Regions from separate parts of the Homo sapiens genome. Here region 1 is linked to region 2. A link is an interaction called in ENCODE POLR2A ChIA-PET data of the cell type or tissue named here. Cell type or tissue: OCI-LY7. All regions are shown on one strand.

The links. ChIA-PET counts read pairs that join two places held together with the same protein. Peaks named below come from ENCODE experiments on the same cell type or tissue, not always from the same donor. Only the 100,000 strongest peaks of a DNase experiment are listed, where the experiment ranks them.
Region 1: POLR2A ChIA-PET joins it to region 2 with 42 read pairs; 5 of 35 experiments call an interaction of 5 or more read pairs at or near these places.

The regions. Positions count from the first base shown.
Region 1 is chr10:101,679,992-101,684,991 of GRCh38, forward strand. The region is part of intron 1 of FBXW4 (F-box and WD repeat domain containing 4); the gene reads right to left. Among named protein-coding and RNA genes, the nearest start is that of FBXW4, 13 kb to the right of the region's middle. In OCI-LY7, no CTCF peak of the experiment used is centred here; a DNase peak (open chromatin) is centred at 2,730.
Region 2 is chr10:101,760,098-101,765,097 of GRCh38, forward strand. The region is part of intron 2 of LOC105378458 (a long non-coding RNA gene); the gene reads right to left. Among named protein-coding and RNA genes, the nearest start is that of FGF8, 14 kb to the right of the region's middle. In OCI-LY7, no CTCF peak of the experiment used is centred here; no DNase peak of the experiment used is centred here.

The sequences.
Region 1 (5,000 bases), 80 kb before region 2:
GTTTTCACTCCTGCATTACTTCATTTAGGATAATGGCCTCCAATTCCATCCAAGTTGCACAAAAGTCATTATTTCATTCCTTTTTATGGCTGAGTAATATTCAAATACTGATTAAAATAGTAATAATAAATGCTGTTGATAAAACTTGTTGAATATCAATAGAGAAAAAAACTGATTTAGATTGCCATCTCATACCACAATATAATAAATTCCAAAAATATGAGGGTGAATTTAAAAGTTTAACTAGAAGAAAACAAAATATATACATATTTCAATGAAGAGCAGAGATAATTTCCCAATTGAAATGGGGATAATAGAAATTATTCTATTGAAGCAATAGAAATGTATCAATTATAAAGTATTTGAGTTTAATGCTATTAAATTTGAAATGCTACAGGAAGGGAAAAAAGATTAAAAGCAACAGAGTAGGGGAAAAATTTTAACTAACACTGTAGATATAAGTTTTCTCTCTAAAACTTTTAGGGAGCTGATAAAAATCTATCAAGATAACACCCTGTCTCCAATACCATATCATCCATGTCCAACAGAGGATAAGGACAGTCACAGTGTTCACAATATAAAACATTGGAGGAAACATCCCCCAAGAATAGTTTACAGGCATGTACATTAAAACAATTTTTAAAGTACACCTCACATCTATTAAGTAGAAAAAACTGACACTAGCTTTAATTTGATATAAGAGTGTGGATTTGGTTACATGTTGCTTATAGCACATTCAGCAGGTACAGTCTTTCAGAAAGGAATTCTGTTAAGACAAAAGTCATTAAATGACAGCTTATGATCTAGCATTTCTACTTTGAGCACTGTATCATGAAGAAATAATTCAAAAGAAAAAATTTTTACAAAGATATTTATAGCTGCAGCTATATATTAGAGCTAAAATCTGGAAATAGCCCGAAGGTCTGTCTGTGGAGGAGAATAGTATACTAATGCAATGGAATATACTGCCACTAGAAATGACAAATGTGAGGATTGCAAAACATTTTGGCAACAACTATAGCAAGTAATGGTATTTTTAAAACTAAGTTAAATTTATAAAGGTAGAGGTGGGGAGACACTACATAAAATTATGTCTCCATAAATAACAGGTCTAGGCTGGGCTTGGTGGCTCACAACTGTGATCCCAGCACTTTGGGAGGCCAAGGAGGGTGGACCACCTGAGGTCAGGAGTTTGAGACCAGCCTGGCCAACATGGTGAAACCCTGTCTCTACTAAAAATACAAAAATTAGCCAGGCGTTGTAGTGGGCGTCTGCAATCCCAGCTACTCGGGAGGCTAAGGCAAGAGAATTGCTTGAACCTGACAGGTGGAGGTTGCAGTGAGCCGAGATTACACCATTGCACTCCAGCCTGGGCGACAAGAGCGAAACTCCGTCTCAAAAAAAAAAAATAATAATAATAATAATAATAATACTAACAGGTCTAGGCTGGGCGCGGTGGCTCACGCCTGTAATCCCAGCACTTTGGGAGGCCGAGGCAGGCGGATCACGAGGTCAGGAGACAGAGACCATCCTGGCTAACGCAGTGAAACCCCGTCTCTACTAAAAATACAAAAAATTAGCCAGGCGTGGTGGCGGGCGCCTGTAGTCCCAGCTACTCGGAAGGCTGAGGTAGGAGAATGGCATGAACCCGGGAGGCAGCGCTTGCAGTGAGCTGAGATCGCGCCACTGCACTCCAGCCTGGGCGACAGAGCGAGACTCCGTCTCAAAATAATAATAATAATAATAATAATAATAATAATAATAATAACAGGTCTAAAGATGTTAATAGATGGTGCTTTATTAAGTGATCAATTGTTGAAAATATATCACATAATTGTTGACAGTTATGTCTTCCTATTTACCTTTAACTAAAGAGCAGATTAAATAAAACTGAAAAAGCACAGAAGGCAGACTTAGGAAACTGGGATCTATATCCCAATTCTACCGCTTACTAATTATACAACCCAGGTAACTAACTTCTCCAATTATCCATTTCTTCACCTATAAAATAAGGATAATATTTCACACAATTGTTTTTTAAAATGACACCTAAAACGAAGTACAATACATGTTATAAATCACTACAAAAAAAGTTAATTATCTTTACATAAGTATAGGTAGTAGATAATATCCATTAATGGTGTTGTCACTAATGTGACTCTAATAATCATTCGTTTTTCTTCTAATTAGTTTAGTTATAACTATTAGAAATTGTTCCTCCAATATCAAACATTTGTTATTTTTCAGGCTGAACAATTAGGACTTGGCTATACACATGTTAAGGCTAAAATCTTTTACTGAATTATTCTGTTGGGTGAATGTAGTCCCTGGTTTTAAATCACTATAGAGCCACCTACACTACCAGACTACTGCTGAGGACAGTAAAAGATACTTAACAGGATGGGCCAAAGGAACTGAAATCTAAATGAAAAAAAAAATAGACTTCCCTGTCTGCTCCTCGTATCTGCAAATCCCTCCCAGATATAAAGGAAGAAACTGTTTACAGTTATATCTCTTCTCTTGAATTAGGTCTAAAATTAATGAGTGGTGATGAAACTAAAAAGGGAGTACTCTGGATCATAGCAGGAAGAAAACGAAAGTAAAAGAATGGATATATTTCCTGAATTGGAATAAAGACAGCACTTCTCTCACCTCCCTGGTCACTTAACTGCCATGTGACACTTTACTAGGGGTCAAAATACTCCCCTGAGGGTTTGATCATAGCACCAAGAAACTTTCAAAGTTGAACTTTAGAAGCTGCTACCAAACAGCAGGTGCAGGCATCCTCTCCCAAGAAGAATATCATAATCAAAACACTTGGCTGTAGTCCTTCAAATTTAGACTTTGAAAAAAAAAAAAAGTTCAATTTGGCTTTGACTTGAAAAAGCTCTACTTTGTTAAAAACAATTTAACAACTCAGCTTTTTCATATCTTTTGTCTAACCATCTTGGATGGTTACAGTTTCCCTAGCTGTTGGCCAAATCATATCTATATTTTTATTGGCTTCAGCACCTGAAAAATCCAAAGAAATTTTTAATATATCTCCTTTCTCTGAAAACAGGTATCCCTCCATCCCTGTGGGAACGTGTCACTGCCAGTCAAAGGGGGTCAGGAGAACAAGGCAGCAGAAGAAAAGTACCTGAGAAGACAGGAGCAGGTACCCCTTGGAATTCACCAGGGACCCTTGCTCCCATCCTTGAAGAGGCCTCTGGCCAGCCATTTCTCCATATGGTTACTAATGTAAAGTGAGGGTGCTCCTCTCAAAAAAATGATTAGTGCCCTGTAAATAAATCTCTCCGTGGATGTTAATGCACAGAGGACCTGGCCCCGTGGGCCTGGCTGAACTGCCATTTTCCCAGCCCTCCTTCTCTTGCCTCAGGCTCATTTTTCCACTAGGCCCCTTCTCTCTCAGCTTTCCGGCACTTAGTAACCATTAGAGTTTGCATTCCTGGGCATATGACCTATTTTAAACAAAAACAACACAACATGCACCCACAGTAAGCTATCTGGCCCCTTCAAATCTTGGCAAGTGAGTCCAGAGGGACAGAAATTAATCTAGGCAGTTATCTAGAATGACCTTTCATTTCCCCTCTCCTTGCTCACACCCCAAAACCAAAAGCAAATAAATAAACCTAGTCTGAAGAAAACTGGCTGGGGGGAAGGAAGGGGAAGTGTAGGTATATCGAAGAGGTCTTAAACAACATAATCTCTGAGATCAGAAAACTCCTGGAACACAGATCAATTTCCCTCTCTGTCCCATCTCACAGCTTGATTCCCCTGGAAGCCACCAATGCTGACCAACTGCACGGATGGCATGATTTCCATAAGCATAACATCCTGCTGATTTGGAAGGAAACTCAGGAAAGGAAAGTGTCTCCAAGTGTACAACAAGGCCATGTCAAGGGGCACCAGGCCAAGGAGGGGAAAACAGGGTTACACAAAATGCTTGGGGCTTGGAATTTTATTTTATTTTAATTAATTAATTTTTTTGAGACAGGGTCTCACTGTGTCACCCAGGCTGGAGTGCAGTAGCACAATCTGGGCTCAACGCAACCTCCACCTCCCAGACTCAAGTGATTCTCCTGCCTCAGCCTCCCAAGTAGCTGGGATTACAGGCACATGCCACTCCTACCCAGCTAATTTTTTATTTTAGATGGAGTCTTGCTCTGTTGCCCAGGCTGGAGTGCAATGGCACAATCTCGGCTCACTGCAACCTCCGCCTCCCAGGTTCACGCCATTCTCCTGCCTCAGCCTCCCAAGGAGCTGGGACTACAGGCGCCCGCCACCATGCCCGGCTACTTTATTTTTGTAATTTTAGTAGAGACAGAGTTTCACCATGTTAGCCAGGATAGTCTCGATCTCCTGACCTTGTGATCCACCCGCCTTAGCCTCCCAAAGTGCTGGGATTACAGGCGTGAGCCACTGCGCCTGGCCTACCCAGCTAATTTTTGTATGTTTAATAGAGATGGGGTTTCACCATGTTGGCCAGGCTGGTCTTGAACTTCTGACCTCAAATGATCCACCTGCCTCGGCCTCCCAAAGTGCTGGTGTGAGCCACAGCACCAGGCCTTGGGGCTTGGAATTTTATATTAACACTATCTCTTGATTTCTCTTATCTTCTTTCTCTCCAGATTTTTCCCCAGATTGCCTGTTCTCACCAGTTCTTCTATCAATGCTAAGAACTTGGCTTTAGTGTAAAGTATTTAAGCAGCCAAAGATAAGAACCTTCTAACTTTTCATTTATACTTGCATTAGCCTGAATCTTCCAATAGCTTCAGTAGCAGAGGTTTATAATTAAGGTTCAAACAAAATTAATAAAAAATCTTTATATCATGTTAAATTGCTTATCCTTTTGGCCAAGGAACAGAGAATAGCCCCAAAATTCAGAGTGAAGGGAAACTGTAGGAAACATGCCAGCATGAGGACAAGACCATGCACAAAGAGGGCATGGAGCTGACTGAACTGACCCACAGCTCCCTTGAAAGACCCCCAGCTGTCAA
Region 2 (5,000 bases):
AGGGGCTGACCCTGGGCAGCCGGCCTGGAGCCCACCCATCTCTTCTCTGGTAGGTCCTGGCTATCATCCTCTCCTGGATGCCCAAGAGAGTTCTGAAGGGTTCAGACCCTTCATCTCCTTTACCACCTGCTGCAGTTGAGATACCAGGCACAAGAAGCTGAAGGGACCCCAATCCCTGAGGCATCCAAAGCAAATATTGTTTAAGTCTATTTTATAAAACAGGCTTCCATACAGGTTTTGCTCAGGAAAAAAGTTTCTGTTGCTAAAAAAAATTTTTAAGCAAATAATCTAATTCAAACCTTTTACTTTCCAGATGAGGAAATTAAGGTTCAGAAAAGACAAGTTTCCCGGAGGATCCTACAGCAATTCCATTCTCGTCTGTCTTCTCTGTGAAGGCGCTTGTGAGCCACGCAAGCACAGTGCCTGGTGCTAACCCACGTGTTACCTGCGCCATGTTGTGTAGTAGACTCAGGTTCACTACTCTGGGAAGCCCAATACATGGGCCAGCCTGAAGGCAGGGACCTTGCCACATCCACCCTGCTCTCTCCAGTAATTCAATACTCAGTGTGCATGGAATTCAACTGGGACTGAGCCAAGTGGAGCTGAACTCCAGCAGAACCAGCCCAGGGTCCTGTCTTCCACCAGTTTTCAGCTGCCTAAAAACCAGCCATGGCCAGCACACTCAGCATTCCTGCCCCCATCCCCTAAACCCCAGCGTCTTCACACAAACCCTGCTCTTCCTGTCTCAGCCTTCCCCACTCCTCATCAGGAAGGCCTGTCTAACCATGGCCATCTGCTACATGGGAGGCCTTAGGAGTCAGGGATCTATCCAACCTGTGCACCATTGCTTCCCAACACTCTACTGCCTGGCATGTAGGAAGTGCTCAGTAAACCCTTCGTGAATCAACGCAAGGCACTAGGGAAAGGAAAGCCTTCGCATTTGGCTAGAGGAAAGGTCAGAGCCTTGAATGTCAGCTGTGTTCTCAGTGCTTCTCTCTTGTTCTGTTTTTCCCAACTCCAGCAACTCAGGCTTGACTTTTCGCCAATTTGCCTGGGCTTATTTGGAGTGAGAGGGGTGGGAGGCAAAGCCAGGCCTGAGGGACAGAGAGGCAAGAACGTGCACACTGGCCCCCGGGATAAGCAGGGAAACCATCCCCTTGCAGCCACCACATCATCCGTCCATCTCAGTTCTCCCAGGCCTTCAGGGGCCGGGGCCTTTGGCAGCCACACCTGCTTGGATGAGTGGAAGGGATGGGGAGAGGCCAGCCAGTCTCGGTGTGCATGAGGGACCTTGCCCAGCCTCTTTCCCAGCCTCCTGGCTGCCTTAGGCCCTCGGCTGCCAGAGCTGTTTCCCCAGGGAAGCAGCCTCCTTACAGACTCTGCTCCTCGGTGGCTCTCTGATGATGCCACTGTGCAAACCTGGGCTCCCAGGGACTTGGCTCAGGTGGCCCACCCCGTCTCCCAGATTCCTTCCCGGCAGTAGCCACCATCACTGTTAGGAAGCATTGTTAAGGTACCCGCTGGACACTCGACACACTCATTTTAACTCAGTCCTGGCAACTCCTATGGTGGAGTGATTCCCTGTTGTGCAGGTGAGGAAGTGGGGGCTGGGAGAGGTGAGCTGACTTGCCCCGATTAAATGACCAGGCAGTGACAGAGCCAGGGTTCAAGCTCAGGGCTGCTGGACTCCAAAGCCCTTGCCCCTCACCCTCACACCAAGCCACTTCTGATTTCTGGCTGTCCCTGTGGCCATTCCTCTGACTTCCTTCTCTGACTCTGCTGAGGCCTGGAGGATGCCACAGCAGTGTCAGAGCAAATGCCAGGGGTGGGGGGGAGTGAAAACAAGGAAAATCCCCTTTGCTTTCCATTCCCTCTGTCTACCTACCCCGCTGGTCTGATGAAAGTGCCCAGATGGGGGCCTGCTTCCTGGGGCCGGGTTCTTGCACAGGGCCTGCCACCGATACCAGACTCTCTCATCCCTCACACACTCGTACACACTCATACCAGGGTTGCCCAGGCCAAAATAGCAACTTTAAACACCACCTGCTTAGGCTCTGACCGCCCCCCACACTCAGCACAAAGCTGTGGCTTTAGCCATTTGGTCACTCGGCTCACCTTGTCGTCAAGCTCTTTTTCCCAGAGCCCCATCTACCCATCACACCTCATTTAAGGACACCCCTAGCAGCCACCCTCCCTCCCTGGGCTGCTCTCATCCCTTCTCAGGAACCCCCTCTGCCACTCAGCTCAGGAGCCCCCACCCCCAGCACCCCAGGGAAGATAAGACCTGCCTTAAGGGAAGTGGCTGGAACTTGAGCCCAAGGTAGAGAAGTCAGCCCAAACCCTCAGAAGCCTAAGCCCCAGCGTCCTGCTGACCTGGCCTGTTCTATCAGAACTGAGATCAGGCAGCTCCTACATGGTGTATTACCCAGGATGAATGTTTTATGAGTTTGCTCTTCATTACCAAGGGCTCCTTGCAGAGGGCGGGAGGGGGAGGGTATAGAAAAAGCCCAGGGAGAGACTGGGCAGGGAGATGGGTTGGAAGAGCATGGGGTGGCCCAGGTGTCTTTATGATGGGACAGGGGGCAGTTCTTTGTGAAGAAATATTCTGCAGGACTTGGTGATATTTGTCATATTGAGATGATTGAATGTCAGAAGCTAGAAACAGGGAAGAGTCCAAGAAGGTGGTTTTGGAATCTGGGTTTTCGGGGGGCTGCATGTATGGGGGCAGAGGGACAGCTGGAATTGGGTGTTGGCCCAGGCCACCCCTACCCTCTGAAGTCACCGACCAGTCCTCTAGGAAGTTGGCCTGGGTCTCAGGACCACAGTGCTGTGGCTGCTGCAGGCTTTGCTATTCTGCCACTCTCGGGTCCCAAGCCAGGCATCTTCCGGACCTATGGGGTCAAGGGAATGCGAGGCAGCACACTGGCCAGAGCTCTATTCAGGCTTCTCTGTGCTCCCTGAATGCCATGCCCAGGCCTGGGCCCTTGTTCTGAGCACCTCCAGCCAGGCCCTTACCTACAGCCCATCTGAGTCTTCATGACTGGGGGACCTGGCCATATCTCCAAATGCCAATGGTGGGGACCTTGGTCAGCAGGGCAGAATGCTGACTGTCCTCCCCCAGTACCCACTGCTCCATACACGGCCAGGGAAGGAATGGCAGGAAACGCTCCCCAAACCCACCCAGGGGCTGCAGCCAGTTCCACTATTGCCAAGAGAGGGGCTAGGGAGGGAGCTAGACCGCAGAGGGAGCCGGAGCCTCGCTCAGGGCCTGCCAGCAGGGAGGGGGTGGGTTTTGCATGAGGGGTCAGCTCTGGGGCCTGCCCAGATGGACAGTTACTTCTTGAGGGTCAGCAAGAGATCCAGATGGGGAAGGGGGCAACCAAAGGGACCTATTGGCACAACCCTCCACGGCAACATGGGACTTGGGGATCCCCCTGGAGTTCCTGCCAGCTCCCCATCTGTCTTGCTACCACTTACTCCTCCTCTCTCCTCTGCTCTCTCTGGCTCTTAATTCCCCTTCACTCTCTCCTGTGAAGTCCTCTGGTTGCTACGGAAACCTGATGGCGATGAAGAAAGCAGAATTTGGGGAGGTTCTGAGATGTCCAGACCAATAGGCCCTGCCTAGATGTCTGCCTGTCCAGGTTTTGGAGACATTTGTTGCAGCTTGAGAAAATGATGGGGGGCCTGTGCCAGACAGCCTTGGACCTTTTTCAGTAAGCAGTGCATGTCGGATGGGCGAAGAGAAGTCACCCATCCCAGGACCATCCTCAGGTCTCCCTGCCCTTCAGACATTTCCTAACGCCTGACCCATGGCCTGGATACAGAGGACTCCCAGCCTGCCTTCTCCGCAGCTGCCTCAGAACCTGCTCTATGTGGATTGCTTGCACAAATGCTTGCTGAACACCCACCATGTGCTGGGCACCATTATAGGCACTGGGCTTTCATCAATGAGCGATTCAAACAAAGTTCCTGCTCTCCTGGGAGGTAAGGGTAGAGTAGACCAAAAGCAAGTAAATAAAAAAACAGGATAAGATCAGACAGTGATAAGTGTAACGTAGAAAATAAAGCACAGGCCGGGCACAGTGGCTCACGCCTGTAATCCCAGCACTTTGGGAGGCCGAGGCAGGTGGATCACCTGAGGTCAGGAGTTTGAGACCAGCCTGGCCAATATGGTGAAACCTCATCTCTACTAAAAATACAAAAAAAAAAAAAATTAGCCAAACGTGGTGGCACCTGCCTGTAGTCCCAGCACTTTGGGAGGCTGAGGCGGGCGGATCATTTGCGATCTGGAATTCGAGACCAGCCTGACCAACATGGTGAGATTCTGTCTCTAATAAAAGTACAAAAAAAACCCAAAAAATTAGCCGGGTATGGTGGCGCCTGCCTGTAGTCCCAGCACTTTGGGAGGCTGAGGCGGGCAGATCATTTGAAGTCTGGAATTTGAGACCAGCCTGACCAACATGGTGAACTTCTGTCTCTAATAAAAGTACAAAAAAAAATTAGCCGGGTGGGGTGGCGCCTGCCTGTAGTCCTAGCTACTCAGGAGGCTGAGGCACGAGAAACGCTTGAACCCGGGAGGCGGAGGTTGCAGTGAGCCAAGATCATGTCACTGCACTCCAACCTGGGCGACAAAGCAAGATTCCATCCCCCCGCCCCTCAAAAAAAGGCAGACAGTGAGAGCGGAGAGACCCACATCACGCAGTCGGCCAGCCAGTGATTTGGAGGAAAGACATTCCAAGTGGCAAGAACAGCAAGTGCAAAGGCTCTGAGGCTCCCTGGGCTTGTTAGAGAAGCTGGAGGAAGTGTGTCCAGGGAGCAGCAGGCAAGAGGGAGGGCGGGAAGGAGTGGAGTTCCACAGGCAGAGCATGCAGAGGCTTGTGCTGGCCTGAAAATGAGTTTGAATTCAAGTGTAGGTATGGTGGGAGTAACACAATCAGATTTGCGTCTTGAAAATTCTGGCTTCTGAGTGCAGAATGGATTGTAGGGGGATAAGACAGGAA